3 separate regions of the Homo sapiens genome follow, and regions 2 and 3 are each linked to region 1. The links are chromatin loops, found by intact Hi-C in ENCODE. Cell type or tissue: sigmoid colon. All regions are shown on one strand. Links, peaks and the distances in the headings refer to the core of each region. The heading gives the core; the rest is flanking DNA.

Evidence for each region. Hi-C counts contacts between places; a loop is a spot of excess contacts. Peaks named below come from ENCODE experiments on the same cell type or tissue, not always from the same donor. Only the 100,000 strongest peaks of a DNase experiment are listed, where the experiment ranks them.
Region 2: a loop joins it to region 1, with 7 times the contacts of the local background. A loop is called at or near these places in 1 of 110 quality-filtered maps.
Region 3: it touches region 1 in a loop (5-fold over the local background); 1 of 110 quality-filtered maps calls a loop at or near these places.

The regions. Positions count from the first base shown.
Region 1 is chr16:79,925,107-79,935,907 of GRCh38, forward strand. No RefSeq gene overlaps it. Among named protein-coding and RNA genes, the nearest start is that of LINC01228, 100 kb to the left of the region's middle. In sigmoid colon, for the core only: no CTCF peak of the experiment used is centred there; a DNase peak (open chromatin) is centred at 4,955; H3K27ac peaks cover 973 bases.
Region 2 is chr16:80,052,791-80,063,591 of GRCh38, forward strand. The region is part of intron 1 of LOC105371357 (a long non-coding RNA gene); the gene reads left to right. Among named protein-coding and RNA genes, the nearest start is that of LINC01228, 230 kb to the left of the region's middle. In sigmoid colon, for the core only: no CTCF peak of the experiment used is centred there; a DNase peak (open chromatin) is centred at 5,611; H3K27ac peaks cover 776 bases.
Region 3 is chr16:79,843,990-79,854,790 of GRCh38, forward strand. No RefSeq gene overlaps it. Among named protein-coding and RNA genes, the nearest start is that of LINC01228, 22 kb to the left of the region's middle. RefSeq lists an enhancer at 1,297-1,416. In sigmoid colon, for the core only: no CTCF peak of the experiment used is centred there; DNase peaks (open chromatin) are centred at 4,992, 5,342 and 6,512.

The DNA.
Region 1 (10,801 bases), core at 2,761-7,760:
GTACTGCTTATAGAGTAGTAAATCAAGTAGATCTCATAGATGCTTTATTCAATATGGCCCATAACTACAAGCAACTCACACAATTGTCTACTGGTGAATAGATGGTGATAGATCCATACAATGGATTATTACTCAGCAATAAGAGGGAACACAGTATTGATAAATGCAATAGCGTAGTTGAACGTCCAAAGTATTATGTTAGTTGAAGGTAGTCAGACTCAAATATAGCATGCATTGGGAGGCCGAGGCAGGTAGATTACAAGGTCAGGAGTTTGAGACAAGCCTGGCCAGCATAGTGAAACCCCCTCTCTACTAAAAATACAAGAATTAGCCAGGCATGGTGGTGCACGCCTGTAGTCCCAGCTACACGGGAGGCTGAGGCAGGAGAATCCCTTGAATCCAGGAGGCGGAGGTTGCAGTGAGCCGAGATCGCACCACTGCACTGCACTCCACCCTGGGGGACAGAGTGAGGCTCTGCCTCAGAAAAAAAAAAAAAAAAAAAAAAACCAGACAGTAGAATCCATTTATATGAAATTCTAAATACAATAAAATTAATGTTATGGAAAGTAAATCAGTGTTTTTCCAGGACTGAGATGGGAGGAGGGAATAAACGCAAAAAGCATGAGGGAGAAAAAGAGGACACAGGGTAGTGGAAATGCCTTATTATGGAGATGGTTACACGGGGGAGTGGAAATGCCCATTGTGGAGATGGCTATATGACTGGATACATTTATGAAGACTCATGAATTACACTCTCAGAATTTATGAATTCTATTATAAATATGTATATATTCTATTATTACATATATGTATTTTACCTCAATAAAGATGATTCTAAAATTACAAGTTCTGTGTCAAAAACAAGTTGTATTTTTAGAATGATCTTCTTTATGTATTTATATGTTTTATATGTTTCTTCTTTATATAAAGAAAAAAATAAATCCCACTACTCAATAACATTCAATAATTACAGAAATAAACAATGTACATTTAGTGTTTCTCTCTCATGCCCAGTTACAATTATTTTTTAGCAAAAATAACATGTTGGCATACATAAAGTACATTTGTACATATACTAATTCACATGCACATAAAGTAACTTTAATTGTTTAATAGTTCATCAAGTTAATGGGCCAAATTTTATTTAACCATTTTTTAGTTATTGGAAATTTAATTTGTTTACGCTTTTTCTGTAACATAAACGATGCTGTGATAAATACCTTTGCACATAAGGGGTTTTTTCTCTCATATTTTAGAGCAGCAATTTTATGGTCTCTGTGGGGGCTTTGAATAAAATAAACTCTTTCTGTTCTAGGAAAATATGGTTCAAGATACTTGGTTGCCTGGAGCCACTGAATTAATCAGTAAATGATCATGGACAAAATAGAGATTTCCTTCGCAGCCCTGGGCTCCTATAACTGATATAAAAATGATGAGAGTGAACATTAAGGAAATGCTTCTATGTATTAGGAATGTTAATATAAAGATGTGATTAGAAGGCACAGAGAAGTTAAGTGAGTTGTGCCAGGAAACACAGCTAGTAAGTGACAGAGCTGGGATCGGGGACCATTCCGGCTTCCACTAAACTGCCTCTTGATGTTAGCTAATACATTTTTGTAAGCAATTCCACTAAGATAATGTCCACATGGAGGCGTTTTTAGAGCAAAATTAATCTCTTACCAACATTTTCCTTCTTGTATTTTCTTTCTCTTATTGGGCACTAGGAAGCTCTTCCATTTTACTCAGAAGACTTTGTGGCAATGGGCTAAAAAATAACGAGAGCTTAAATAATCAAAAGAAGAATGTGTTGCAGTCAAAATCCTAAGAAAAAGTGATCTAGCGCCAGGGCCTAATAAATCCCTCCTGCGATGGGCTTCAAAAACTGGCCGCGATGGAGTGCTGACATAAATCCTCTGTGGATGTACAGCTGACATTTCCCTGCATCGTGACACATCAGGAGGACAAATGGTGTAAATCCTCCTGTTGGAATTGGTGCATTGTCTGTGTGCACAGCTTACTTTTCTGAGTCCCATCCTATTATATACAAAACTTGTTTCAGACACCTGTTCCCCAGACAGAACTTCGAACTGCCTGCAATGTCTTGAATTAGCAGAGATGATTTCAAGGAACTCACATCTTCATAAGCTTCTGCTGCTACCCTCGTCCTGTTTTTCTCCATAATCTCATCCACTCTCATGGTTTTGCATACTTACTTTCTCTCTTTCCAGCAAAATATCCAGCCAAAGTCCGTCTTGGATGTTCAGACCTATACATCTCTGTCTTCCCCCATCTCCTGTTAGAAGTTTATAATCATCATACATTTTACATAAGCCAAAGAATGCTCATAATTTTTACATTCTAACTCTAGCCTGCTTCTCTCCTATCTTCTCCCATTTCCTTGAGTGGTATCACTACCACTAATGTTACTCAGGTCAAAAACAAACAAACAAAAATGTTAATTGGACCTGTTATTTCCTTTTCCTCACGTGCAGTCAAACGTGAGCTGCATTGATCAAATCCCCAACTTCTGTCTCAATCTGACTGCCCATTTCTGTCTCTACTGCCCCTGCCCTTGTCTTAGTCACCCTCCCCTCTTGCCTACACCTCTGCAGTAGCCATTTGATGGATGTGCCACATCCCTTTTCATGTCTCCTACAAATCCATTCTCTTCTGGTCATTTTGAAACACAAATCTGACCATGTCACTCCATGGCTTAAACCCATTGATGGATTCTCATTGTTCAGAGGATAAAGTGAAAATGCACAGCACAGCCCGCACCTGCTTAATTGGTCTGGCTTCTGACTTCCTCTGCATCCTCACCTCACTCTCTTCTACTCAGCCCCACTGTCCTCTTTCTCCTCCTTTGAATGCACCAAGTTCGTCCCTTCAAGCTAACACTCTTTCCTTGCCTCTTCACCTAGTCAATCCATTTTCATCCCATAGTTCTCAGTGTAAATGCCACTTCTTCAGAGGAGTGTTCTCTTATCACTTGCTTTCCTGCCATCAAGTGGCCCATTGCATGTCCTTGTATGAGGTTGATGCAAAAGTAAGATTTTTGCAATTATGTTTTTAATTGCAAAAACCACAATTAATTTTGCATCAACCTAATACGTGATTGCCTTCATCATAATGGCATTTACATAGTCATTTTCATACCTCTTACCGATCACCTGACTCTACCCATAGAGTGTAAGGTTCATGAGGGCAGGGTCTGCATCTTCCTTTTTTATCACTGAATCTCCAGAGCCCAACACAGAGCCTGGCAACACAGAATGTTGTTCTCTAAATACACATGGAACCAACGAAATCAGAAAAGCCTTGCCCTGCACAGAATATGAAAGGGTCCTAAGACTCATGACTGTTTCCACATTTGCTTGAAAGCCAGCATGGCCTCGCTTCCTGGAATTGGTGCCAGGAGAGGTCACCTCCCTAAAAGACGCACTCTGCCTCCTCCTGATGGCTGTTCCCCGTGGCCAGCAGAATGTCAACTCTCCCACTCCCTGAGACTTTTCTGGGCAGAAGCATTTAGGCTCAATCCTTGCAGAAAAACTTAGTCCAGAAAGAAAAAATAAAGAGAAACCAGAATGAGAAAGCTGCCTTTATTACAGCTAAACTGTTGGCTTAACTTCCTAAAATACCGTTGAATTTTCTTTCTGCATACAGCTGTGTTTATAGAAGGCAATATCATGTATGTAAATAAATTCAGATGCCGCTCGAGTTATTTTAAAACAATCAGTCTAACACTAATCAGCTTACTCAGAGACATAATCTTACCCTAAAAAAGTGACAAATCAGTACACAGTGTGCAGAGTAAAATCCATGGAGGGTAAGTCGAATATAAATGTATGAATGTTGCCAATGTCAGAATTTGAGGTTGGTCATCCCAGATGCTTCAGGAAAGCCGCCTCCAACTTCTGCTTCACCCTTCTCATCCCAGCATCCCAGAGGTATAATGTGGACAAGAGATATTATCCATAAATCTGTTCCCAATCCTCTAGGAAGGCCACATCCTTCCCCACTGCCATGCCTATACCGTTTCCTTTGCCTGGAATGTGTGGAACCTCCTAGCCATTCAGAAAGCAGCCTGTGTTTCAAGGCCCATCTCAACTTCTCTTCTTCTGTAAAGCACATTTTTCTGTCTCATGTGCTCATTGCATCTTATATCATTATGAAAAATAACTGATGTTATTTCCTAGAAGTTATTGATCATTGTGTGTCAGACATATCTGAATACTCTAAATGTGTATTCACTCAAAAAGGTTTTATTCTATGAACTCCTATTCTTATCACTCCATTTTACAGATTAAAAAACTGAGGCAATGAGTGACTAACAGCATACCCAAGCTCATATAGCTAGTAAATGGCTGAGTCAGGGCTCCAGTGCCTCCTCTGCCTATAGCTACTCTTAGGTTTGTCAATTGTCAGACATCAAGTTGTATGTATCACTGGATTATTTCCAATCATCTGAAGAGAAATGTGGCTGCTTTAGAGATGTGGACACTTAGACTCAGGGGAGCAATGTAATTTGCTATTCTTATTTCTCAAAAAATAAGGGTTGGGGCTGGATCTAAATCCACCTCTATTTTACACCAATGTCTGTTTTCTTTCAAGAAAAAATATGTCCAGGCACTGGTTCAATTTTCCTCTGGTTATTTATACAAATAACTTCGTCTTCAGGGCAACTGCCAACACATCATAGTTAAGCAACAAAGTTCTTTGTTTTTTAAAGGGTATCATGTATTATACAAAGATAATTCTCTGGTTCCTCTTGAGACGTTTATAGTCTAGCTGAGGACAAATTAATACTCATGAATTAGTAAGAAAACCTTAAGTACTAAGATTTCTGTGCTCAGTAACCCAACACAGACCTCAGAAGAGGGAGAAATGAGGGCTGCAGGAATCTGGGCAGGCCCCTGGTAAGAGGATCACCCTGCATTGGAATCCCATTCTCCTTGTACCAGCTGTGTGAGCTTGGCCAGGTTTCCACACTTCCCTGAGCCTTTGTTTCATGAATAAACGTCTTCTCTCTTGGTGTTCTGCAGAGGAGTAAATGAGGCAAGTGGCAATGTCTGGTATGGTACTGGGTAGGCACAAAATCGATGCCAATCCCTCCTTTCTTTCCCTTTGATTAAGCTTTTCACTACTGCCAAGGCTAATGAATAGACCAGGGCATTCATCAACACTCAGGTGTGTGTCCTGTGTGTATCCTTCAGAAAACTCACTGCTCCCCATGTGGTAGACTCCAGGATCATCTCCTAGAAGATCTAAAATCATTTAATTTTTGTAGGGCAAGCTTGTCTGCGTGTGTGTGTGTGTGTGTGTGTGTGTGTGTGTGCGTGTGGGTGTGTGTTAGTAATTTCATAACGTTAGAAATTTTTCAAAACTAACCGGCATGCAGTAATCACTACTCAATCCATCCTGGGAATCTTGACAGCATGGACTGAAGAAGAGACACACATGTAGCAAACCTATTCTTACTATCCTTATCTATATTATTATGGCTATTTTCATTATTGTTACTATTAGTTTATGATACTATTACCATTTATTTATTTATTTATTTAATTTATTTTTTTGAGACAGTGTCTCACCCTATTGCCTAGGCTGGCTTGCAGTGGCACGATCAGGGCCCACTGCAGCCTCAACCTCCCAAGCTCAAGTGATTCTCCCACCTCAGCCCCTAGAGTAGCTGCGACCACAGGTAGTGTCATCATGCCCAGCTGAGTTTTATATTTTTAGTAGAGGCAGGGTTTCGCCATCTTGCCCAGGCTGGTCTCCAATTCCTGGGCTCAAGCCATCATCCATCCACTTGGCCTTCCTGTATGCTAGGGCTACAGGCATGAGCCACTGAGCCTGGCCTACTATTACCATTTCTAAAACTTACTATTTTTATTTCCACCCCTATGAACACTACACCTACTACCATTGTCACTCTACTAATGCCCCTCTTCCTCCTTCTCTCTTCTTCTTTCTACTGCAACTGCCACCACTGCCACTCTATTAAAAATCCAGCTTATTTTTCTTGTGCTGTAATAACTGCCATCAATACCACCTGATTACAACTCCTCCTCCTCCTCTTACTACCTCTAATACTAATACTACAACTACCACCCCGACCCGACTCATCTTCCATCTCCTCCTACACCTACCCACATCATCTTGGAATAACTTCTCCCCCTACTACTGTCATTACTATACCTAACACCAGCATAGTATTACAGCTACTATGATTACCAGTATTACAACAACTACCACTACCACCATCCTATTTTAACTCCTACTGATCCTACTACTACAACTACCATCAACACCACCCTACCGCAATTCTTCCTCTTGATATTACTACTGCTAATATGGTAACTACCATCACCACCAGCCTGCAACTTCTCCTCCTTTTCTTCCCATGATGATGACCACCACTACCCTCCTAGTAATACTACTAGTAGTATCTATGACGTTTTTTTAATGCTTACTAAGAACCAATCGTTGTGCTATACACTTTGCATGTATTTTTCATTCAGCCATCATAACCATTTTGTGATATATATGTTTATATCATTTTCATCTGGTGGATGAGTCAATAACAGCTTACAGAGCTGAAATGAGAGTCCCAAGGCCCCACCTTGGAACTCACACTAGCGCTCTCTGATCTCCAGGCCTGTGCCCTTTCTAAACCTCCATGCTGCTTCCAGCCACCCTGGCTTGGACAATTGTGTTTCTGATTTTTCTCTTTTTCCAAATTCTTGTGCATGGAGATGGGAAGTCCACCCAGTAGGGAAGGACAATGACTGGACACAGGGCTCCAGAGTAAACAGGAAGCTCACACAAAGCATCCAGCTGGCTGGGCAGCTTGTCTACTGACCTTGGCCTCACTCATCTATCCTCCCCACATCCCCTTGAAAAAGTATGTCCACACCTGAGATAATCTGTGCACTGACATTCCCAGGTAGCTGTTTGCTGCCACCTGGATGACCACAGACTGGTTTGAAACTGACATGCAGATCAAAGACAGTGGATAACAAGGTGTCTTTTATTCACTCAGAATCTTTGTTGCCTGGGTCCTCTTTACCCTCCAACCTCACCCATGCAGCAACTGAACAAGCGCATTCTGTTTGTCTCTGGAAAATTTAAAAAAAAAAGGCCTTGCCTGCCCATCCTTAACTCTATAGCAATTATTCTTCATGTCACAAATATAAAGGGCAAAACCACTGGAGGATGCACACATTCATGCATTCAGTTAAATAATCATTTTTTTCAATGAAGATTTAGAAAGAATATAAATCATGCTGGAGCAGTAATGTTGAACAAGATGAAGCTTTCTTCATTCCTGAAGCTCACCTTGCTCTCATGGAGAATATAGAAACAATAGCTAGTCCTCAACCACTGAGACGTCTTACCATGTGGTCCTCCCTTTAAGTCGAGAAAGGTCTCTCTTCAGTGACTCGCTTTATGACATCATGACCAAGCACAGGCTAATAGTCAAAAAATGGGAGTTGGCATGATTTTCCACGCTTCCTTCTTCCCTTCTTTCTTTATTCCCCATCTCCTTTCCTTCCTTCTTCAATCTTAATTGAAGCTGATAACTGTTAGGATATTGACCCCGTGTACCCAAGTCCAGAAACTCCTACTCTGACTCATAGGTATGAGATGTTTATCTTTTCATTTAGAGGAGTCATTTAGATGCAGATTCACTGTGAGGGATTGTGTGTGTGTGTGTGTGTTTGTGTCATCTTTGGTCTTAAGGCTCAGTTCAAATCCTGGCTTTGTAATGTGAGGTCTGTGATGTAACCTGTTTGAGCCATAGCCTCTTACTCTGTAGGATGACAAAAATTGTTGCACCCAATTTGTAGGATTGTGAAGAGGGTTAGGTAATATAATTCCAGATAATGTGAGAAGCAGGGTCACCTCACTGAAGCCAATGAAGCTTAAGCTTTGAGGCCTTTCTCTTGCATAGGCTCTTTCCAAGACTCTGGAAACATTTAACGTTTGTAGTATTTAAAGCTTGATAAAATTTATAGTCTTCTCAGTCTCAATAAATATTTACTTTCATACCTAATTTTTGTGTTATTTTTCCTGAAAAGAGTCCTCAAAACATTTGATCTTCAGGCCCCATAAAACCTGTGCAATATTTAGCTCAAGACCTGGCATATGGACAGCAATTACTAAATGTTAGATGATAACAATTCATTTAATTTTTCTAGAACTTTTTAAGAATTTTTATATTAATTAACTAAAATCATGGAGACAAAAGAAAAGAATAAATGTCCTGATAATTATCAAGGTTATTATTATTGTTATTAGTGATGTTGTTTGAAAAATACGATTTTCACTTCTACAGGAAGTTAATAACTGGTGGGCTTTTCATTCGATATTCTGGTGCCTTGTGGCTAGAGTCATAGGATTTGTTTAAAGTCCCCAAAATAGAGAAAGACAATGAGTGCATTGGTAGTGAGAGAAAGAGAAGGATTTCTAATCATCGATGTCCTGCCCAGTTAGATATTTTTCCATAGATCCATCTATCTGGACGTTTCCATTAGTAATCCCTTTGAGGACCGTTACCAAGGGGCCCAGTCGCACCTCCCACCCACGCAGAGTGTATTCAGCTGTGTGTGTGTCTCTCCATTGTTTCTCACAATTGGAGTCTGAGAGGCCGTCATCTGCCCCACTCTCCTCTAGACTGTGGTCTCATTTTTCTACAGAGTTGAACTCTGGAGATAACATTGGTAAAAAATGTGAATAATTCAGGGCACATTAGAACGCTCTTTGTTTAAATTCACTCCCACCCCATTTCTCTGCAAGGAGCCTGGTGAGGGGGAAGGCGTGAACAAAGTGAAATGGCCAAGCTGCATATTTAAAATTCCATCAGTTCGATTTCTTTAATGCAATATGGTCATTTAAAATCTTGCCCTGTTTGATAAATACCTGCATTTCAAGTAATTGTTAAGATTGTGTCTGTTTTTATTAGAACTTGTTTGTCATTATTGGACAGTCGTTTCTAATCACATTTGTCATGTATTGAGTTTCCTTTATGAATACTGATAGCTCTTGGAATAGATGTTTATGAAGCCCCATTCATTCCTTGAGCACACACAGTATGCCTACCACCCAGGATACCATTTTTCTGGTCATTCAAAAATGAGAAAATGAATAGCAAAAATGAGTGGGAGGTTTATCTTTAGACACAGAAACTAGAATTATGGGGAAGTTTTTGGAATTTTGAGAACAGATTTCTGTGTAGTCAATTCCATCAACTGTGTACTTGGGGAGTTTAGATATTCAGACAGTTCGAACACAATGCATTGACAAGTTTAGATTCAAAGTTGTCCACTGTATCAGTTCAGCTTGAATTCCTAGAACTGTGGGAAGCTTAACAGAGCCAAGTTGTGTCTAAAGTCATTCGGTGAGTAGATATCCACGCACTTATTTGACAAATAGTTATTTACAGTATTCATTCACTCTGTGGCTGTTTATTTATTCAAGAGATGCTTATGCAGCCACTAATTTAATGAATAATTATGCTTTTTAATGGATATTTGTTAAATTTCTACTGTATCTAAAACACAGACGTGAAACTTCACAGCAGCTACATTATTGCCACCATGAGCCCACGAATCTCAGGAAAGTCCCTGGTCGCCATTTCACCTTCATAGAAAGGCCATGTGCTTCACCTACTTTATCCCATGTGGCCTCACAGCCTCTGTGAGGTGGAAGAATGTTCTGGACCATGATGAGTCTCTCTGTTAACGTTTTTTTTTTGTCTTTTACAGAGCAGGCATGGAGGGTCTTTTATTTCCAAAGCTTTATACACAATGCTCAAAATAAAAAAGACAAAGAAGACATGACTTCTATAAAAGCCTTATACCCCAGAGGCATGTCAGACACTCTGGGACTGAAACTTGAATTTTGGAGGGAAGTGGGGATTAAGATGAATGATGAATAAATGAATGAACGAATGAATGGATGAATGAATCAGGCTACATTTTGGAGCCAGACATCTGTGCCTGATCTAGAAAGTAAGTCAGACAGAGAAGACTTCTAAGAACAAGCAGAATCTCACCAGGCAGCTCAATCTGGCTGCAAACATTGGATTCCTCATGAATGCGGGACTTAATTATCAAAAGAAGCGAGGTGAGCATTTTCCAAATCTTCCTGCAAGTAGCATGGGCTTAGTTTTGACCCATGGTGGCCCTCACCTATCATCACTGTAGGTACTGCCTGGCTGGATATCAACCCCTAAGTCTGGTGGAGGAAGATCATGTGCACCCAACACTGGGTTGTCTGCAACGAGGAGAGATGCTGGGTTGAGGCGTGCATTCACAAACATCAATTATAAGACTCAGACCCCTCCAAACACTTTCCCTCTTGCAAAAAGCTTATAATTAGGGAACTATAATCATGAGGTCAGCACCTCTCAAAGGAGCACCTTTGCAAACTTCACATGCCCAGCAATATCTCTTAACCTGTTTGGACAAGGGATCAAGGTGCAATCTGCTCTAACTTGCTTCCTTTAAAGTGGGCAATGTTAAAACCAGGTAATATGTCTAAATGCCCATGACTTAATTTCTCATGCTCTGCAAGCAAGAGTGAACCACAGGGGAAAGTATGGAGGAGTTGAAGTCAAAGAGCGAAAGCCAGATTTCCAATCTTTGTTCTGCCATGGATAATGGTATAAGCCTGAGCAAGGTCTCTGATGCTCAGTTTCCTCATCTGTAAAGTGGGGAGAAAGTCAAATCTACATGCCAGAGTTATTAGGAAGTTAGTACATTCCTCGTAATTTTCCTGGAGTGGCAACTGGCACATA
Region 2 (10,801 bases), core at 3,315-8,314, 130 kb after region 1:
TAATTTTTTAAAATTTTAGAGTAATTTCAAATTTATAGAAAACAAATATGAAGGTAGTACGGAGAGTTCTTATAAACCTCACAACCAGTTTCCCCTATTTTTAACATCTTGTATTCATCCCATACATTTGTTAGAATTAATGAATCAGCATCGGCATGTTATTAAATGAAGTCCATAGTTAATTCAGATTTCCTTAACTTTTACCTGAGTCCCTTTTTCCTGTCAGGGTCCTGTTGGGATCTCACTTTACATTTAGTTGTCACGCCTCCTTAGGCTTCTCCTGGGTGTGACATTTTCTTAGATATTCCTTGTTTCTGAATACCTTGGCAGTTTTGAGAAGGACTAATCAGGGATTTTGCCGAATTTCCCTTAAGTGGGATTTATCTGATGTTTTTCTCATGACTAGACTGGAGTTATGGATTTTGGGAAGGAAGACCATAGGGAAAAGTGCCATTTTTATTAGATGGTATCAGAAGTATATGCTATAAACTAACCTTGATGTTAAATTTGACCACCTGACTGGTGGTGTTTGTTATGCTTCTCCTCTGTAAAGTTACTCTTTTTCCCTCTTTCAACACTGTACTCTTTGGAAGTCACTACGTGCAGCCCACACCACAGGTCCCCAGCTCTTTTTTGTTCATTTTTTGTTTTGTTTTGAGACGGAGTCTCTGTCTGTTGCCCAAGCTGGAGTGCACTGGCACTACATCGGCTCACTGTAAACTTGGCCGCCCAGGTTCAAGTGATTCTCCTGCCTCAGCCTCCCGAGTAGCTGGGATTACAGATGGCCGCCACTACCCCTAGCTACTTTTTGTATTTTTAGTAGAGATGGGGTTTCTTCATGTTGGGCACGCTGGTCTTGAACTCCTGACCTCAGGTGATCCACCTGCCTTGGCCTCCCAAAGTGCTAGGACCCAGCTCTTTTTTATACCTCTTTCACGACATTCCTTAAGAGTCCTGATTTGTAAAATGGTCCACTAGTAGCAGCTATCACACAGGACTGGTGTAAACATTAAATAGACATCTGCCACATGTAAGTACTAGTTATGTGGTATTACATTCGATATTATATGTGAAGTAACTAGCTCAGTACTTGACTCATAGTAGGTACATAAGAAACAGTCGTTATTTTTCCTGCCTTTTTTTGATGAATGCTGACAACACTTTATTTATTTGCTTGTTTTTTTTTTTAATTTTAAGTTCCAGAATACATGTGCAGGATATGCAGGTTTGTTACATAGGTAAATGTGTGCCATGATGGTTTGCTGCAGCTATCAAGCCATCACCTTGGAATTAAGCCTTGCATCCATCAGCTATTTATCCTGATGCTCTCCCCCTCCCCAGCCCTCTGACAGGCTCCAGTGTGTGTTTTTTCCCCAAAGGAAAAATTTACCAGCCACTGCAATGTCTTACCTTCTTTTGATATAATCAAGACTTGGTAACCTACCTATCTTTTTATCCTACTGGGAGACCTTATAGTTATAACTGGGTTGCACAATAGTATAAGATGGTTCTTAAATTGGATAGGGCTCTTTGATATGGTGCGTTATTCACCCCAAGTATTAGAATAATGTGGTGCTGAGCCAAAGGCTCTTTTTGGCAGCCCAGATTCAAGCTTTAATTCAGGCTATTTCAGCACTTCTCAGTGGATCACTTGTACCTCCAAATGCATTTGCTCTGACAGATCCTATACTGGAAAAATCACCCTGACCTACCAGGCTAGACTGTAAGCTCAATGAAGGTAGGCCATAGCTGTTTCTCATGGTGTCTTCGGGTCCCAACACAGTGCAGGTATTCAATAAACAACTGACAAAAAGATAGATGTGTAACTTGGCTCTAGATACTAATACAGACCATCATTATCCTAAATGCTGTTTTTTCTCCATGAAAAAGACCCTGATATCCAAACAGCGCCTTTGCACGAAGGCCTTAAATATCAGAACTGTGTTAATTCAATCAAGGAAAGATCTGCCAGATATTCACAGTTGGCTTCTACCACTTGCCTCTCAGCCTTCAGTCTCACTCTCTCTCAGTCTATCACAGCATTGCCAGAGATATTTCTCTAACACCTAAATTGGAGAGATTTCCCCTTGATACAAACCAGAGTTTCTCAACCTCAGCACTGTTGAGATTCAGGGCCAGATAATTCTTTGTTGTGGAGGCTGTCCTCTTCACAATGGGCAAGATATGAAGTCAGTCTAAGTGTCATTTATCAATGGATAAATGGATAAAGAAAATGTTTTGTATATATCTACAATGGAATTAAAAAGAAGAAAAACCTGCCATTTGCAACAATGTGGATCAATTCACCGGCTATTATGCTAAATGAAATAGGCCAGGCACAGAACAATAAATACTGCATGATCTCACTTATATGTGAAATCTTTGAAAATTGAACTCATAGAAGCAGAGAATAGAATGGTGATTGCCAGGATCTGAGGATGGGTAAAATGAGAAAACAAAGTTTTTGCAAGGCAGGATTAATATGTCCTGAAGATCTAATGCACAGCATGGTAACGATGGCTGCAAAAGTTCTTCTTAGGTCTGGTCTGGTGAGACAGAACACTTGCACAAGAAGTCAGGAAAAGCAAAGGTATAGCACATAGGCAGGAAAGATAAACGGGAGCCTAGGCTCAATGGCGAGCCACTCCCTCAAGGTTCAAGAAAGCAGCCCAGGACAGATGGACTCTAGTCTGCTTGGGCCCACTGCAGCTGAGGGACCCTGAAAGCATTTCACTCCAGGTTCTACACCCTGTGTACCACTTGGCTTGCTGTGTTCAAGCATTGCAGAATCCCCTGTTCTCAAAGGAAGGTAGAAAGACCGGATTGTTCTGGACACTTCCTTAACATCTCAGGAGGTTGCATTTTCTCGATACATTCTACAGTTATTTTGTGAACTGCAAGCAGAAGGAGGGAGAGCTGGGGCAGTCAAGGCCATGCAGGGACCTGACCTCCTACAACTGTCAGTAATATTGTACTGTAGAGTTGAAATTTGCTAAGGGAATAGATCTTAAATGTCATCACCACACCAAAAGAGGTAACTGTGTGAGGTGATAGGTTAATTAGCTTCACCCTGATTGTGATAATCATTTTCTAATATATAGGTATATCAAAACATCACATTGTACTCCTTAACTATATACTTTTTTTGAGACAGGTTTTCACTTTGTCAGCCAGGCTGGAGTGTAGTGGCACAGTCGTGACTCACTGAAGCCTCAGCTTCCCAGGCTGAAGTGATCCTCCCACCTCAGCCTCCTGAGTAGCTGAGAGTACAGGCATGTGCCACCACCCAAGGCTAATTTTTAAATTTTTTTTTATACGCAGGGTTTTGCCATCTTGCCCACGCTGGTCTAGAACTCCTGGGCTCACACAGTCTGCCTGCCTTGGCATCCCAAAGTGCTGGGCTTACAGGAGTGAGCCACTGTGCCCAGCCCAACTATATACAATCTTTGTCAATTGTACCTTGTGAAGTTGGGGAGCAAATGAGGCTGCATACCAGCTTGTCTCAAAGTAAGATCTCTGTATCAGACTCAGGGTCCTATTCCAGGTCTAGGAAACAGGGCACCGGGTTTTCATATATTTTCAAGAACCTCAAGTATTTCCAACATAAATTCAAGTTTTAAAATGTATTGGCTTTTAAAAATATGAGGTCTTGCTATTTCTGGAATGTCACAGGACAGCCAAGGTTTTTTTTTTGAGAAAAATGAAGCAAGACTGGGCATTCCCTAGAAGCTTCTGAATGTGAGAATGCAGTGAGAAGGGCTCCAACTGTGAGCGTCATCAGTTTCTTCATCTGTAAAATGAACTAAAGTGTCACTTTCATATGGTGACTATAAGAGCTGGGAAGGGGCTGGGCACGGTGGCTCATGCCGGTAATCCCAGCACTTTGGGAGGCCAAGGCTGGTGGATCACCTGAGGTCAGGTGTTCAAGACTAGCCTGGCCAACATGGTGAAACCTCCGTGTCTATTAAAAATATAAAAATTAGCTAGGCATGGTCGTGGGCACCTGTAATCCCAGCTACTCGGGAGGTTGAGGCAGGAGAATCACTTGAACCTGGGAGGTAGAGGTTACTGCGAGCTGAGATGGTGCCACTGCACTCCAGCCTGGGTGACAGAGTGAGACTCTGTCCCAAAAAAAAAGGGAACGTGCATTCCAGGCATGTCACCTGGAGCTAAGAACTCAGCTGACCTTAGTCAGTGTCAGTTGTCTGATTAGGGAGCATCATTTCCTAATGCTACTAAGAGAACACAGGACCCTGCTAAAAGACAGAAAACAGTTTGGCTGCAGATGGGGAGAACCGAGACAATGCTCTTTTTGCAAACCTAGAGGCAACCACCCTGAATTATAGCAAACTACATTTCTCCAGCACACCAGACCGAAAGCCTCATTGTCCTTCGCTATTTGAACCTCAGTGAGATAAGAGGCTGCTTTTTCAGCTGTCCAATATGTCTCTCGCCATCACATGCAGATTTAGCTTCTTTTGTAAGAGCAGCGGAAGCTCTGAGAGCAAGGGTTTCTGTGCCTTGTTCACTGCTGTATCTCCCGTTTCTAGAATAATGCCTGGAAGAGAGTATGAGCTCAATCCGTATTTGTGGAGGGAATATGTGAGTGAATGGATGGTGTATTCAGGGATACTTTCCTCCCATATTCTTGTGCCTCCCTCTCAGAGTAGAACTGGTTGGCCAGGACATAAAACTGAATGAGTTACACCTAATGTCTGCTATGTTTGGGAAGAGAATGATGGTGAAGGAATTGGTCTCACTTCGTTTTCATGAACCTAGAATGCAGGTACCAAAAGGAAAAGGGATCACGAAAAGACATAAAGGAAAGTGTAAGTCTAAGCATGTTAAATGTTCAATCTCTTACAAAGAATAAACAGCAAAGCTCAGGTGAGGACTCCAGCCAATTGTGCAGGACAGAATCATCAAACAGCTGCTTCTTGCTGGAACCTGCACTGTTACAGGGGGCCTCAGTCTCTCGGTAGTTGTCTTCTTCTTTTTCTAATTGTCCCCCTAGACTGCAAGGACTTTGAGAAAAGTTCTGAATTTTTCAAGGGGAAAAAAAAATTTAAAAAGCGGGAAGGAAACATGGCGAAAAAGAGACAGAGAAAGAGACACAGAGAGAAAGACAAAAAGAGACAAGCAAAGAAGGGGAGAGATAGCAAAAGAGAAAAAAAAATTTTTAAAGAGAAAGAAAATGAAGGCAAGAAAGGGAAAAAGAAAGACGAAAAGTAAAAAATAGGCAAGAAAGAATGAAATAAAGCTGGAGAGAGAAGGCAAGAAAGAGAAAAAGAAAAAGAGAACAACAACAGCAAAGATTGCCAGGGATCTGAGCATAGAGGGAAAGTAGCAGCAGGGGGATCACAAGCCCCAAACCATCTCTGTTTTATTTTCTTTCTTTCCTGCCTCTGCCCTCACCATCTCCGGCCTGCATTTTTCAGCACTTCATTCTACTCAGCCTCTTGCAAAGCCCAAAGGGTGCAAGACCACAGTGTCAGGAAGAGGCTTTTTTTTTTTTTTTCCCCCTTTCCAGTCTTGGCGTAGAGCCTCCGGTGAACATGTCATGGATGGAGGCCAGACACTGTCTCACAAACAACTCGCAGAAGCAAGCCGGGGCCCGCCAATAGGCTCACAGCTTCCTCCCCTGCATGGCTTTGGTGTCAAACGAATCGTTCCTAGGACTTCATGTAGCGTGTGCTGTTTTATGTCCCCAGCATACACCCACAGGCTCTAAATCCAGGCACTGTCTTATTGATGGCTAGGCCTGGAGAAGGGCTTCCCCCAGGGATAGTGTGAACGCCAACATTTGGCAGAGTAGGAAGGAAGACTGGAGAAGGCCATCGGGATTGCTTCTTCTGCCATAAAAATATTTACAGAGCTGGTAGATTGCAGTGGGTAAGGCTGGAGGCTCCAGGAGGCCTTCATTTAAATCCTTATGCTGACGTTGTCCAGCCATGCACAGTATTGCACAAGTTATTTGACTATCTGTGCGTCAGTTTCCCCAACAGACAAATGAGGATACTTATAGTACTAAATTTATTGGAGTTCTTTTGAGCATTAAATAAAACTGGTCGTTCATTTAACATATATTTATTGAGCAGTTACTGTTGCCTTGGGATATTCCTCTTAGAGCTCACTCGGGGGAGATTCTAATAAAAGTAATAATAAAACAAACATCCCACGGAAGTTGCTGAGCAGAGTATCTGGTGCATCATAGAGAAATATTTGCTGTGATTAATTGAGGAGCTTCCATGTAACAGGCACTGTCATAGAACTTTAATTGTATTCACCATGACATCAAATCTTCATAATAATACGACAATGCAGTTATTAAAAACATTCTCATTCTTTTACAAACGAGGATACTGAACTCAGAAGCTTGAAGTGAGCTTGCCTTATGTCACATAATTAGAAAATAAGGAAGCTGGATTTGGGACACAGATCCATTGAACTAAAACCCAAGCCTTCAAATAGTGTGTCTCTGTATCTGCACAATCATAGGTTGTGGACAATTCTAGCTTAGGTGAAGCAAGGGGCTGCCCAGTGCACAGAGTGCTGTTTCCCTTGCTCAAGTTTCTAGTAGGATCATTGACTGGAATTTTACTTCCTCCTTTGTCCTAACTATTTCTAATAGGTCCTTTCCAGAGATAATTTTTTTTCACCTATCTGGAAATAAAATGGGCTAAGGTTTTAGCAGAGGGAAGGAAATGAGAAAAGGAAAATCTGGACCCCAACTAACTGAATGTTCATCATAGGTGTTTAATGTTCCCTTCGCAGACAAGTAAAAAACACAACCCGGTGAATAGTGAAAGACTGGGAGGTGACGCTTAGCAATGCAGGTCAGGTCCCAGCAACGGGGGTTCACCTGAGCCAAGCCTGCATCAAGCCAACAGCAAAGCAACTGGTTGGAGTTGTTAGATGGGTGTGGTGGACGTGGAGGAGTGGAGCGCCATGAGATAGCAAGTGAACATGCCACTTGGCTTCGTGGTTCATGGGTAAAAACCCAAGTCAGCTACTGTTAGATCTTGGCATAAACAACTCTAACTATGTAAAGTTGTTATCACTAAATTAGCATCTATTAAAAGCCTATAATTATTATTTTTACTCGTGGGATGTGTGTGTGTCTGTGTGTGTGGTGTGTGTGTCCTCTTTTAAACCCCGTTTATAAGCATCCACTTAATTCATTTTTGATCAGACTGAACAGGGGCCAAGCCTTTTTAGCTAATATAAGCATTGGCTCGGTGTCAGATGTCCAGGATTTGGAGAAACTCAAAAGACTTGCTCCTGCTCTGCTTTCTTTTTAAAAAAAAAACTCAACTATTTAGAGTCATCCCCCAATGAAAACCCTACTTTTAAAAAAGCTCAGCATTCCCCCCACAATTTCTCCTTTCTTTCAACTCTGATTACACTGTCCCACTTTAAGTTGCTTTGTATTTTTTCAAATTATTTCACTTACACTAAATTTGCTTGTAGACTAAACTAGTTCTTCTTAACAGAAAAGAAAGTTCCTTCCTCTCTCCCTTGTTTCTTTTATTGCCTGGTGGACTTGAGATGGTTTTGAAAAATAAACACACAAAAAATAAAAAGAAGGAATTGGTTCGAATGAGAAAATAAGAGTAGAGAAATAAGATCAGGGTAATATTAGCATAGAAACTGTGAATTCTATCATCCTGTGCAAATTCTAGAAGTGGAGTGCAAATGTGACTCAGAGGTAGCTAGCTTTCAAGGCAAGCATACATCTTCAGTTACAAAGTTTGCATTGCTCATAAGATATATCAAACTAGGAAAAGCACAGAATTTCCGGATATTGAGGTCAGAGAGACATTTCTTCCATGGGTCTACATGAAAAGAAACTGTCATAGACTCAAGGTCATCTTCAGTGATCTCAATTGCACCAGAAGGGAGTTCCCCATATGATGATCTTACATCAACCTCCAACTCATGTCCCCAAGCAGGATGCCAAGTCAAATCTGTGTTGGTCAACCACTTCTGATGGTTTTGGCAGGGGCTAGGCCCTTTCGTCTTTGGTGTTCTTCATGGCAGGTACCACATGGCTGGACACACGAGGTTAACAAAGGAGTTTTGAGTTTGACTTCATAAGGACAATCCTCCCTGACAAGTGACATCCTTATTATAAGATGCCAGTGACTTGAAGGATTCTTTCCTCTCTAGTTCCTAGGCCTTGCAAGCTCATTGTGTGTCAAACAATATAATACTCATCAGTTTTCTCTAAAAACCTGCTATTTCCATCCATGATCCATCCTCCACCTTGTGGTCCAAGCCAGAATCCATGGTGTCCTCCTGACTAACTTCTTACCCCTCCTTTCATGTCTCATCGAAGACTTCTTCAGTCTCTCTTGCATCCACCTGCCCCTGGTGCCAATGTAAATTCCATAGCTCAAGTCCCCATCACTCTGTCACTTGGACAAGAGGCTCCTGACTCCCTCCTTCCTGTTATCTGGTGCCTCCTAACCCAGGCTCACAATGGAGCCAGATGGTCTTTCTGTTTTTTGTTTTTTTGTTTTTTTTGTTTTTTTTTTTTTTGAGACGGAGTCTCGCTCTGTCGCCCAGGCCGGACTGCGGACTGCAGTGGCGCAATCTCGGCTCACTGCAAGCTCCGCTTCCCGGGTTCATGTCATTCTCCTGCCTCAGCCTCCCGAGTAGCTGGGACTACAGGCGCCCGCCACCGCGCCCGGCTAATTTTTTGTATTTTTAGTAGAGACGGGGTTTCACCTTGTTAGCCAGGATGGTCTCGATCTCCTGACCTCATGATCCACCCGCCTCAGCCTCCCAAAGTGCTGGGATTACAGGCGTGAGCCACCGCGCCCGGCCCAGATGGTCTTTCTAAGCCCACATCTGATCACACCATTCTGCTTATAAATCTTGGGTGATTTTCCCATTGCCTAAAATATGAAGTCCAAACTTAAGCCTTCTTTGGGTATCAGGAGGTAACCCTGATCCTTCAAATAAATTTACTTTGTTTTGCCTAAAAGGCTCAAGTTGGTTTCTGGCATTCATCAATGTAATACAACAAAAACAAAAATAACCTTAATTCATACTTTGCTTTATAGTTTACTCATTTTTATGTGAACATAACACTTTTATTTTCAATGAGCAATTATGTAACATTGACAGTCTCTGAGAAGTCATGGGGGGCTAAGGCAAATGGGAGCAGCTAAGAGAACTAGAAGGGATGGGTGTCCTGGGGAGAGTATTGGGGAAGAATGACAAGAAGGAATTGAAGAAAAGAGGATGGTGCAATAGGATGGAGTCATAATATTGGAAATTATTGGAGAGGGAGGAACAGGGAGGCCAAGGAGGAGCTGGGAAGACTAGGAGGAGAAGTCTTCATGCAAGGGCATTCAGGGAGGCACTGGGGGAACTTGGAAGGAGCAGAAAGTCCTGGGAAAATAGGAGCCGTAGGGTGCCCGGGAGCGATGGAGTTGTAATACGTGACCCTGATGGCCAGTGTGCATCCCTAATATCCCAGGGGCACAGCACAGCCTGACAAAGAAGTCTGTCAGGTGGAGCAACCAGGGGTGGACTTAATGTAAAGCAATGATGGCCACAGAGTAGGGAGAATCACCCTTGACTGGCAAATTGAGCAGTTGGGTGGCTGCTTGTGTAGCTCCAGTGAGAAACAAAGGGTCCCTGATCAAAGATCAAGTCTCACCCACCCTAGGGTTCTCAGATTCAAAGACTTCTGAGTAAATGTCAGCCTTTCTGTCCCCTTCAGTCTGGATCAGACACATGCTGGTGCCCACAGCATCACTCACTCCTTACAAAACCACTCATGACATGTACTGCTCATTGAATGCTTTCCTCCTCCTTTTTATTTATTTATTTATTTATTTTGAGTCTCACTTTGTTACCCAGGCTGGAGTGTAGTGGCGCAATTTTGATTCACTGTAACCTCCGCCTCCTGGGTTCAAGCAATTCTCCTGCTTCAGCCTCCCGAGTAGCTGGGGTTACAGGTATGCGCCACGACACCTGGCTAATTTTTTGTATTCTTAGTACAGACAGGGTTTCACCATGCTGGCCAGGCTGGTCTCGAATCTCTGACCTCGTGATCCACCGTCTTCGGCCTCCCAAAGTGCTGGAATTACAGGTATGAGCCACCGTGCCCAGCCTCTTCCTTCTTTATCGCCACACTGGGAGGCCCACGAGGGGTGTGGACAGGGCTGCCTGGTTCATGTGCTGTCTGCAGGGCTCCCATGGCCCCCAAAACCCAGGACAGCAACTACTCAATAGCACGTTGAATCTGTGCAAGAAAAAACAAATCAAAGAGGGAGCCAACAGAAACTATTTGGAAAGAAAATCAACATATCTATGTTAACAACTGACTTTCATTCAGCAAATATTTATGCAGTGAGGATTAGGCATCCCGCAGAGGGCTGGGCGTGGAGACGGCCTCTGGTTTGTCTTTCCCCTCCCCACCCCACATAACCATGTCCAGCTTAGCTGCCTTTCCATCCACTGCTCAACCTCCATCGGGGACCTCCTTTTATCCATATTTTTCCATGAACTAGAATAGAACATGGGCAAATTTTCAACCTCATGTCCCTATCTTGGTTCACTGAAAGGTATTTACCATCTTGGAGAAAATCCTTCTTTTTTTCTTATATATTTAATATGAAAATATGACATTTAATCCTTTACTTAGTGGCTCTCTGGCCAACAATTGTTGGAAATGATTATCAGCTGACAACTTCACTTCCCTCCAAGACTGTGAGGGCTCCAGGAAAGACTCAGTACCAAGCATAACTTGGGAGAAGGAGCTCAGCCTGCATTTCCGTCCTCACTT
Region 3 (10,801 bases), core at 3,771-8,770, 80 kb before region 1:
TAGGACAGCATTTTTTCTAGGGTGGAGACAGATAGTTACAATACATATCCCTATAAATTAAACAAGCCTCTCTTTTTGTGTAAATAAAACTGGTTGAACGGATATTCTTCAAACTTGGAGGGCATGTTTAGAAGGATCTGGCTTTAAATATAGGCTAAGTAGTATGTAGGAATTCCAGGTAGTTTGTACTAAAAAAAAAATAAGCAAAATAGCTCAAACTGAGATAATAGTAGATGGTCCATGAGGCTTATTGATTAGGAAAGAAACTGATGGTATATGAAGATAAAAGAGAGAGAGAGGAGGGAATAAAACAAACAAACAAAAAAGGCAAATGGCAGATGTCCTTCTCCAGGGGCAGATATTGCTGTGAGAAGATCCTGCTTCTAACAGTGGCAACTCCATATGGCAGGCTGCATGGGCGGCATCCCACAATTTACTTATTTCATGATGATTAATGATTATTCTTAGCAGCTAGTTCAAAATAAACCCATAAGAGGACCTCTAAACACCCAAATTCCTCATTTGGGTCCTGGGTTACTTATGCTAAAAACTCAGGGAGAACAGCCCTCTGTGGAGTTGACGCAGTGAGAACCCCATCCCTCTCTTGTGGCAAATAGGACAAAATCAGAACACATGGAAAAATGACAGTGAAAATGAGGTCCACAGGTAGCGTCTCTACTCTTAAAGGAGCGCATTTGCAGTGCTCTGGAACATGGCTAATACTCCCCAGCTCCCACTTGAAGGCACACTGAGCCGAGGAAGTCCCTCTGCCTTCAACCTGCCCCATGATTCTTACAGTAGAACCATGAGGCAGGCAGTGCTAGTGCTGCTTTATTCTCCCCACTTGACAAACATGGAAACTGAGGCTTGAGGAGGCCAGGGGCCTTTCCTGGGGTCACAGGAGGACTACAGTGGCCCAATCTATGCCTTGTGACTTCAGAGGATGTTTCATTTCAGGAGTTTGGCAGTTGGACATGCCTGGAGCATTTGAGACCTGGAAGAATATGGGAATCCAGAAATGGGGGTTCAGTGGAGGGGAGGCCAAAAGGGAGCAGGGGCTCGAGTCATCTATTCTTGTGGCAAGGAGCAGGTGGCGGGATTTCCTTTCATCTCCCTTCCTCTTTCTTGCAGCTGCAGCTCTCAGACCCCAGTCATTTCTGTCTTTGAGTGATTGCTATGGGTGCTACATAGGAACAAAGAACACTTTTGAAAGAGTTTGCAAGTCTAGGGTGAGTCTCCAAGGCCAGGCCCCAGAAGCAGAGAAACAGGCCAGAACCTCAGTGCCTGGCCTTTGGTGGGCATTTGCTGGCCCATGGGGCATCAGTGCAGCAGGAAGGAGGTCGGATCTTGTCACCCGTGATGGGTGACCAGGCAGCAAGATCCCAGACAGCAGGACCCTTTCCGTGCCTTGCTTTGTATCCGCACCGAGGAGCTGCGTTGCTTGACAGTTAGTACGTGCATTTCCTTTTCTCCACAGCTGTCAAATCAAATTGATTTTCAGTCATTCTAATCTGGGTAGGATCAGCAAACCAGATCCCCTAGGTGAAAAGCTAGTTTATCAAAGAAATCATTTATCCAATTCTTCTGCGATACGAACGGAATCTTTGAGTGGCTTTCAGAAAATGAATAACCAATTTCAAAGGGTGTTCATAACAATAATAATAATTACCTTTTATGAAGCATCTTTGCTGTGTTTCTTTATATCCCTTTTCTATTTCTCCAGTAATCCTTTGAGGTAGATAATAGCTCAATTCGGGAGTACTTACTTCTTGTGCATTCTCTCGTGACATCCTAACAACTCCACGTTGTATGTATTATGATCCCAATTATTTAGCAAATGAAATGGAAGCTCCAACAATCACATGTAACTTGCCCAAAGTCACACAGGCAATGACAGAGCTGGAGTTCTGACTCAGCAACCAGTGTCTCCAAACCCAAACTCTTCCTGCCTGCCCCTTCCACCAATCACAGCTCTCCTGCTGCCTAAGTCCTTTCTGCCTCATCACCCTACCATATTTGCCTTTGAATTCTGACTCAGGACTTGGGGTAGCAGGCATAATCTGCGCTCTCTTTTGAAACAGAGACTTTGTAAAGGTATTGAGAGAAAGAAGAACGAACTAACGCCTCCCCCCACCGCAACCCCACAGTAAACAATAAAGTTTATATCATCCATTCTATTTTTTTTTTCTTTTGTCACCCAGGCTGGAGTGCAGTGGCATACTCATGGCTCACTGCAGTCTTGCCTCCTGGGCTGAAATGATCCATCCGCCTCAGCCTACCAAGCAGCTGGGACTACAGACATGTGCGACCATGCCCTGCTAATTATTGTATTTTTTATAGAGATGGGGTCTTGCCATGTTGCTCAGGCTGGTCTTGAACTCATGACTTCAAGTGATCCTCCTGCTTTGGCCTCCTAAACTGTTGGGATTACAAGCATGAGCCACTGCAGCTGGCTATGTCAGCCATTCTTCAGTCCAGTTCTGCAAATTGTAGCCTGGTGCCCTCGGCTGGATCATTACTATCTGGCAGGCACAGTTTCTGCATCGGTGCAGAGAGAAGCTGCATAGATAGAAATGAAAATAGAAATTTTATTCCCTAGATAGTTGTCAGTGTTAAACAGGATAATGCATGTGCGTGGCTAGCCTAGACCCCTGGGATGCAGTTGGACCTCAATTAATGTTTCTGTAGCATTCAATTCACCAAGAGGCTTGTTTTCAGCTGAGGCCTGAGTTTGCACCCAGGAGACACTGGGCCATGCATGGAGACATTTTTGTTTGTCACCCCATTTTTGTTTGCCAAGTGTTTTTGGCATCTAGTGGGTCGAGGCCAGGGGTGCTGCTCAATATCCTACAATGCATGAGACGGACCCCACCACGAATAATTATGTAGCCCCAAATAGCAGCAGTGCCAAGGTTGAGAAATGAAACTATGAAGTGACTGAAAGGTCTACCCTCCCTTAACGTGGACTTTGGGAAAATTCCCTGACCTCTTCTGGCCTTTGCTTTCTCATCCTGTCAATGGGAGCTTTGCACTTGCTGGTCATGGGGACCCACCCAGGTGCATCATTACCAGCTTCTGGAATGTTGCTCCTCCCACTGCTGGTGCGGGCTCCTGTAGCCACCGTGGAGGGTATAAGCATCAGAAATGGCAGCCCCTTGCTGCCTGTGATCTGTGTCTTTTGCCTTCCTGAGGTGGGAGGGTTCAGAAAGCCCAACCCATCCCCACCCTTCCAGGACATTCTTTCTTGGCCCTGCGCTGGCATGGCTGTCGGGATCGACAGTCCCTCACCCGAGGGCCTTGCATGAATCCAGACACACCTTGGCTCCATTGCCCGAGGCCTGGCAGTGGATCAAAGAGCTCTGGTTGGAACATTTGGCAGCAGGAGGGAGATCAGCAAAATGGTCCTGCACTGGGTGCAGCATAAGCACAGCCTCCCAGGTAGCTGCTGTCTGTGGCCTCTGCAGCTTCTCTCTCTGTCAGAGCCTGGCCTTCTCTGGACCCTTCTCCCGGGACACTAGCACCTCTCCTCCCACGCTTCTGTGTCCACCCTCCCCCCTATATCCCTAGATCCTGGTGATGTAGAATTGTGAATGGATCTCAGTACACCACAGGAGTGTGCAGTGTGACCTGTGCATAGTCCAACTTCTCTGCTTCCTTCCCTGAAGGAAAAATAACAGCCGCAACAGCTCCCGTTGTAACCAGCACCTGGGTGTCAGGCTCTGAGCTGTGTACTTCACGTGCATTGTCTCATCTCATCCTCACCGCAACCCTCTAAAGTAGATTCCATTATTATTCCCATGTTGCAGTCATTTAATAACTATGTGTTAGGCAACCATTTAAGCCCTTTATATCATGTGAGTTTTCATTTGCTCATTTGGTCCTCACAGCATCTCTGTGGGATAAGTACTAGTCTCACTTCCATTTTACAACCAGGAAAACGGAGGTACAAATAAGTGAGTGTGTAATGGATCTGAGATTCAGACCTAGATCATCTGCTTCCAGAGTCAAAGCCCTTAATCACTGTGCATACTGTCTCCAGAATAAACAAAAGCAGATTCAGAGAGGTTAATCAACTTGCCCAAGATCACAAAGTCAAGATATGTTAGAAAGACTAGTAGGACCCAGGTCAGTCTGTCTAGAGCCTATTTATTTTCCCACAGTACTACTTGATGTGTGTGTGTGTGTGTGTGTGTGTGTGTGTGTGTGTGTGTAGTTCATCTCTTTCTTTATATATTTATTTTTTGAGATAGAAGTGACTTTAAAAACACATGTGCCTATCTACGATAATTTCATTAATCATAACTAAATAAAACAAACTGATAGGAACAATTCATGGTTGACTCTACAATATGTGGACTACTATAAGAACTGGAAATTAACTAATGTCCTTGATTGTCCTTAACAGATTTAATGAGGAAGGCTAATTACATGAAAATACTCTTATTTCCAGTTTTAGAAACTCGTCAAAGCAGGGAGGGCTTCCATTCTGATGAATAGATTGAAGCTCAGAAAATGTAAGGACCAAGGACCTGAACTAAGACAAGTCCTCACTGAGTTTCGTCTAACCCAGAGGCTGTGTTCTATAGGTTAGCTGATCCTGCCTATTGCGCGGATCCTGAAATATGAGACAAAGCTTCGAGCTAGGGTACAGAGGTGTCCGGGAGCAGGTAGCCCAGGCAGAAGAAAGAACAAATGATGACAGGTGGTATCACCTCTCAGCTGGCCCCAAATCCCTGTCTGGTAAGGTCTGGAAGCTTTCACAGTGCTGCATTCTTCACTGAGGCTCACAGGGCTTAATGTAATTGCAAAATATCCTAAAAAACAACATTTTATCATTTTCCTCCAGAGCTTCTCGCCTTGTAAATAGCGTGTTGGCACATGTTGAAGCCCAGCCACACAGCTCTGTCTCCGGCTTCTGCAAAGTGGCGTGAGGCCTGCTGTTGGTGTGCAGGGGAGTGCAGGCCAACCACGCCCCAGGAATGGGAAACCTCCTTTCGCTCCCAGGAGAGGCTGTGGCAGAGCCAGAGCTAGACTGTGCCTTTACAAGGCATTTGCTTCTTATGAACCTGCTCCAAAATCACTGATGAGCTCACAGAAGAGAAGCCATAAATCAGCAGGCTGGGGCTGGGTCCTTTGCTCACAGTAGGCAGAGGATGCAGTGTGGACCTCCCTCCAAAGGCCCTTTCACCACCAACTTATCCTGCCTTCCCACCTTCCCGCTGGTCCTGCAGCAGCCCAGCTCCCCAGCTCCTGGAGGCCTGGCGGCTGTCTGCCATTCACACGGTTGAGCTGCCCCAGACCTGCCCGTGTGGGCCCCACCTTGCCACTCCCACTTGTCTGCTCCCAGGACAGCAATTGTGCAAGAAGCCCCACACGTGAGCGGGCATCAGGGCGACAGCCAAAGAGCCTCTCTGTGGTGATGCTGGGGCGGAGAGGCTACCTGGCAGCCACTGGAGCGCAGTGACATGGGCATGAAACCTGAGCACCTAGCTCATCAGATGACAGAAAGCCTCGGGTGAGAAGAGACCTCCGTGGGATGCAGTGATGCCACATTAGAGGCCTGCTAGGTACCCAGAAGAGTCACTTTATGTGGATATAGACCCTGAGCACGACTGCACCCACTTGGTCAGCTGTCCAGGCCATGGTCCCTCTGAGGCAAGTCTCAACTTTTCTCCACGTGCCAAAAGAAAACCGTATCTGACAGCTGAAGAAATGGAAAGTGGTGTAGCTTTGACTGAAGCTTTCCTGGGGAAACGGAAGAGGGGGTTACATCAAACCCCACAGGGTTTCTGGAAGTCTCTTGTAAACATCCTTGACCCCACTCCTCCTACAGCTGCTGCTTCCTCCCTTTGGTGTACCCCAACCACCTCGTCTGCAGTCTCTCCTTTCACCTGGTTCTGTGTCCCTCTCAGCTGCCCCTCAAAAACCCTTCAACTTCCACATCTCACTCTGCAAAGCGAGAGTGGTGACGCTTGGCAACATAGAAGTCTAGTTAGCAAACTACAGATCAAAAGCAAGTCTGGGAAGCCTTATGCCACCCATTAATATAACCTTTGTTTTTTAACTTGTTAATTTAAAAAGTATTTTATGTTTTACTCAAACAAAAAGTGATAGACCCCCATATACTGGCCAATCTGATCTGACCGATGTTAACATTTTCCCCTGTCTTTTCTGTGGATGTACCATTCTTTTTTTTTTTTTTTCTTTTTTTTTTTTTGACACGGAGTCTCACTGTGTCACTCAGGCTGGAGTGCAGTGGCGCGATCTCGGCTCACTGCAAGCTCCGCCTCCTGGGTTCACGCCATTCTCCTGCCTCAGCCTCCCGAGTAGCTGGATATCCCATTCTTTCTCTCTCTCCCTGATCCTCTTCTCTTTCTCTCTCTAAAATATATTATATAGAAGGTAAAGCCCCAAAGACCATTTCTATTTTATTTTCTCCACGTCTAGAAACATCCCTTTCCATGTTTGGTGTCGTTTGGTCTGAATCCAGGATGGCACCGTGTTTATGAGCACAGACTTGGAAGCCAGCCTGGCTCTCAGCTCCAACTCTGTAACAACTAGCTGAGTAACCTGGAAGAAGTTGCTTAACTTTGCTCTGTCTCAGTCAAATAAAAAAGGGGATAGTAAATCAACTGTATGTGCAATCATCAAATGTTGATACATTTAAAGTGTCTGGAGCAGAGCCTGGAAAAAAATAAATGCTTAATATTTATTAACTGTTATTATGATCCATGAAAAATAAATAGAATGGCTATTTGGTGTGTTTTTAAGTTTCATCTAAATTATTTCATGGCATTACACCTACACACCTACACACCTACACACACACACACACACACACACACACACACTTTGCGACTTGCTCTTCTCACGCATTTACATTATGTTCAGGTCTCTCTATTTGGATGCATGTAATGCATTCATTTTTCTTGCCATAGAGTGGAATATTATTGTTGTTTTAATTTACATTTCCCTGATTACTTATTCTAAAATTTACTTGGAAAAGTAAAGAGCCCAAGCAATTTTAAAGAGGAGAAAGAAAGAAAGGAGACTTGCTCTATTATAATGATACTAAGACTTATACATTTAAGCAGTGCTGTCCAACAGAGCTTTCTACAATCATGGAGATGGTCTCTAGCTATGCTACTCTAATATGGTAGCCTTGGGTCACATGTGGCTACTGAGCACTTGAAATATAGCTAGACTGACTGAGGAAGTTAATTTTTACTTTAATTGAACTTAAATAGCTACATGTCATTGTGACCCATGTGGTGACCCATCACCAGACAGCACAGGTTTAGAGTATCAAAACATTGTGATGAAGTCGCAGAGACCAGCAGTAGACCACAGAAACAGCAGCGAGTCTAGAGACAGACCTCAGTGTTTGGTGTTAAGTCCTAGAAGGCATTGTAAGACAACAAGGAAAATGGTGGGAATATTTTTATCCAATGTTTGGGTTTTCTATTCTTTGAATTTCATTTGTCATTGAACTACTCCCTCTTCCTCCTCCCATTGTTTAGTGTGTCTTTTATTTATTAATATGTCAGAACGACTTGTATATTTGGATATAATATAAAAATTATATTTATCTTAGTTTGTGGATTTTTGTTTTATTTCTTCTAAAAAGAAAAGGGATACATGTGCAGAACATGCAGGTTTGTTACATAGTTATCCATGTGCCATGGTGGTTTGCTGCACCTATTGACCTGTCCTCTAAGTTCCCTCCCCTCATCCCCTACCTCCCAACAAGCTCCGGTGTGTGTTGTATCCCTGTCTGTTTCCATGTTCTCATTGTTCAACTCCCACTTATGAATGAGAACATGTGGTATTTGGTTTTCTTTCCATATGTTAGTTTGCTAAGGATGATGGTTTTCAGTTTCACCCACGTCCCTGCAAAGAACATGATCTCATTCCATTTTATGGCTGCATAGTATTCCATGGTGTACATGTACCACATTTTCTTTATCTAGTCTATCATTGATAGGCACTTGGGTTGGTTCCATGTCTTTGCTGTTGTAAATAGTGCTGCAATAATCATATGTGTACATGTGTCTTTATAGTAGTTGATTTATATTCCTTTGGTTTTGGGTCAAATGGTATTTCTGCTTCTATATCCTTGAGAAATCACCTTACTGTCTTCCACAATGGTTAAACTAATTTTCATTTCCACCAACAGTGTAAAAGCATTCCTCTTTCTCCACAGCCTCACCAGCATCTATTGTTTCCTGACTTTTTAATAATTACCATTCTGACTGGCTTGAGATGGTATCTCATTGTAGTTTTGATTTGCATTTCTCCTATGATGAGTGATGTTGAGTTTTTTTTCACATGTTTGTTGGCCACATAAATGTCTTCTTTGGAGAAGTGTCTGTTCATATCCTTTACCCACTTTTTGATGGGGTTGTTATTTTCTTGGAAATAATGTTGAAGTTACTTGTAAATTCTGGGTGTTAGACCTTTCTCAGATGGGTAGATGGCAAAAATTTTCTCCCATTTTGTAGGTTGCCTGTTTCACTCTGATGACAGTTTCTTTTGCTGTGCAGAAGGTTTTTAGTTTAATTAGATCCCATTTGTCATTTTTTTGCTTTTTTTTTTTTTGCAATTGCTTTTGGCATTTTTGTCATGAAGTCTTTGCCCATGCCTATGTCCTGAATGGTATTGCCTAGGTTTGTTCTAGCATTTTTATGGTTTTGGGTTTTACATTTAAGTCTTTAATTCATCTTAATTTTTATGCAAGGCATAAGGAAGGGGTCCAGTTTCAGTTTTCTGCATATGGCTAGCCAGTTTTCCAGCACCATTTACTTAATAAGAGATCCTTTCCCCATTGCTTATTTTTGTCAGGTTTGTGAAAGATCAGATGGTTGTAGATGTGTGTTGCTATTTCTGAGGTCTCTGTTCTGCTCCATTGGTCTATATGTCTGTTTTGGTACCAGTGCCATGCTGTTTTGGTTACTGTAGCCTTGTGGTATAGTTAGAAGTCAGGTAGCATGATGCCTCCAGCTTTGTCGTTTTTGCTTAGGATTCTCTTGGCTATACGGGGTCTTCTTTGATTCCATATGAAATTTAAAATAGTTTATTCTAATTCTGTGAAGAATGTCAATGGTAGTTTGATAGAAACAGCATTGAATCTTTACTTTGGGCAGTATGGCCATTTTCACAACACTGATTCTATCTATACATTAGGATGGAATGTTTCTCCATTTGTTTGTGTCCTCTCTTATTTCCTTGGGTGGTGGTTTGTAGTTCTCCTTGAAGAGGTTCTTCACATTCATTCTTAGCTGTATTCCTAGGTATTTTATTCTCTTTGTAGCAATTGTGAATGGGAGCTCATTCATGATTTGGCTCTCTGCTTGCCTATTGTTGGTGTAAAGGAATGCTTGTGATTTTTGCACACTGATTTTGTATCCTGAGACTTTGCTGAAGTTGCTTATCAGTCCAAGAAGTTTTTGGGCTGAGATGATGGGGTTTTCTAAACATAAAATCATGTCATCTGCAAACAGAGACAACTTAACTTCCTCTCTTCCTATTTGAATACGCTTTATTTCTTTCTCTTGCCTCATTGTACTGGCCAGAACCCCCAATACTATGTTGAATAGGAGTAATGAGAGAGGGGATCCTTGCCTTGTACTGGTTTTCAAAGGGAATGCTTCCAGCTTTTGCCCATTCAATATGATATTGGCTATGTGTTTGTCATAAATAGCTTTTATTATTTTGAGATATGTTCCATCAATACCTAGTTTATCAAGAGTTTTTAACATGAAGGGATGTTGAATTTTATCAAAGGCCCTTTCTGCATGTATTGAGATAATCATGTGGTTTTTGTCTTTGGTTCTGTTTATGTGCTGGATTACGTTTATTGATTTGCGTATGTTGAACGAGCCTTGCATCCCAGGGATGAAGTTGACTTGATCATGGTGAATGAGCTTTTTGATGTGCTGCTGGATTTGGTTTGCCAGTATTTTATAGAGGATTTTCACATTGTTATTCATCAGGGATATTGGCCTAAAGTTTTCTTTTTCTGTTGTGTCTCCTCCTGGTTTTGGTATCAGGATGAGGCTGGCTTCATAAAATCAGTTAGGGAGGATTCCCTCCTTTTCAATTATTTGGAATAGTTTCAGAAGGAATGGTATCAGCTTCTCTTTGTATTTCTGGTAGAATTCAGTTGTGAATCCATCTGGTCCCGGGCTTTTTTTTGGTTGGTAGGCTATTAATTACTACTTCAATTTCAGAGCTTTTTATTGGTCTATTCAGGGATTTGACTTCTTCCTGGTTTAGTCTTGGTACAGTGTATGCATCCAGGTATTTATCCATTTCTTCTAGATTCTCTAGTTTATTTGTATAGTGGTGTTTACAGTATTCTCTGATGGTAGTTTGCATTTCTGTGGGGTTAGTGGTAATATACCCTTTATCACTTTTTATTGCGTCTGTTTGATTCTTCTCTCTTCTTTATTAGTCCTGCTAACATTCTGACTATTTTATTAGTTTTTCCAAAAAACCAGTTCCTGGATTCATTGATTTTTTTGGAGGGTTTTCCATGTCTTTGTCTCCTTCAATTCTTCTCTGATCTTAGTTATTTCTTGTCTTCTGCTAGGTTTTGGATTAGTTTGCTCTCAGCTCTCTAGCTCTTTTAATTGTGATGTTAGAGTGTCTATTTGAGATCTTTCTAGCTTTCTGATGTGGGCAGTTAGTGCTATAAATTTCCCTCTTGACACTGCTTTAGCCATCTACCAGAGACTCTGTCCCAGAAATGCTGTCTCTTTGTTTTCATTGATTTCAAAGAACTTCTTGATTTCTGCCTTAA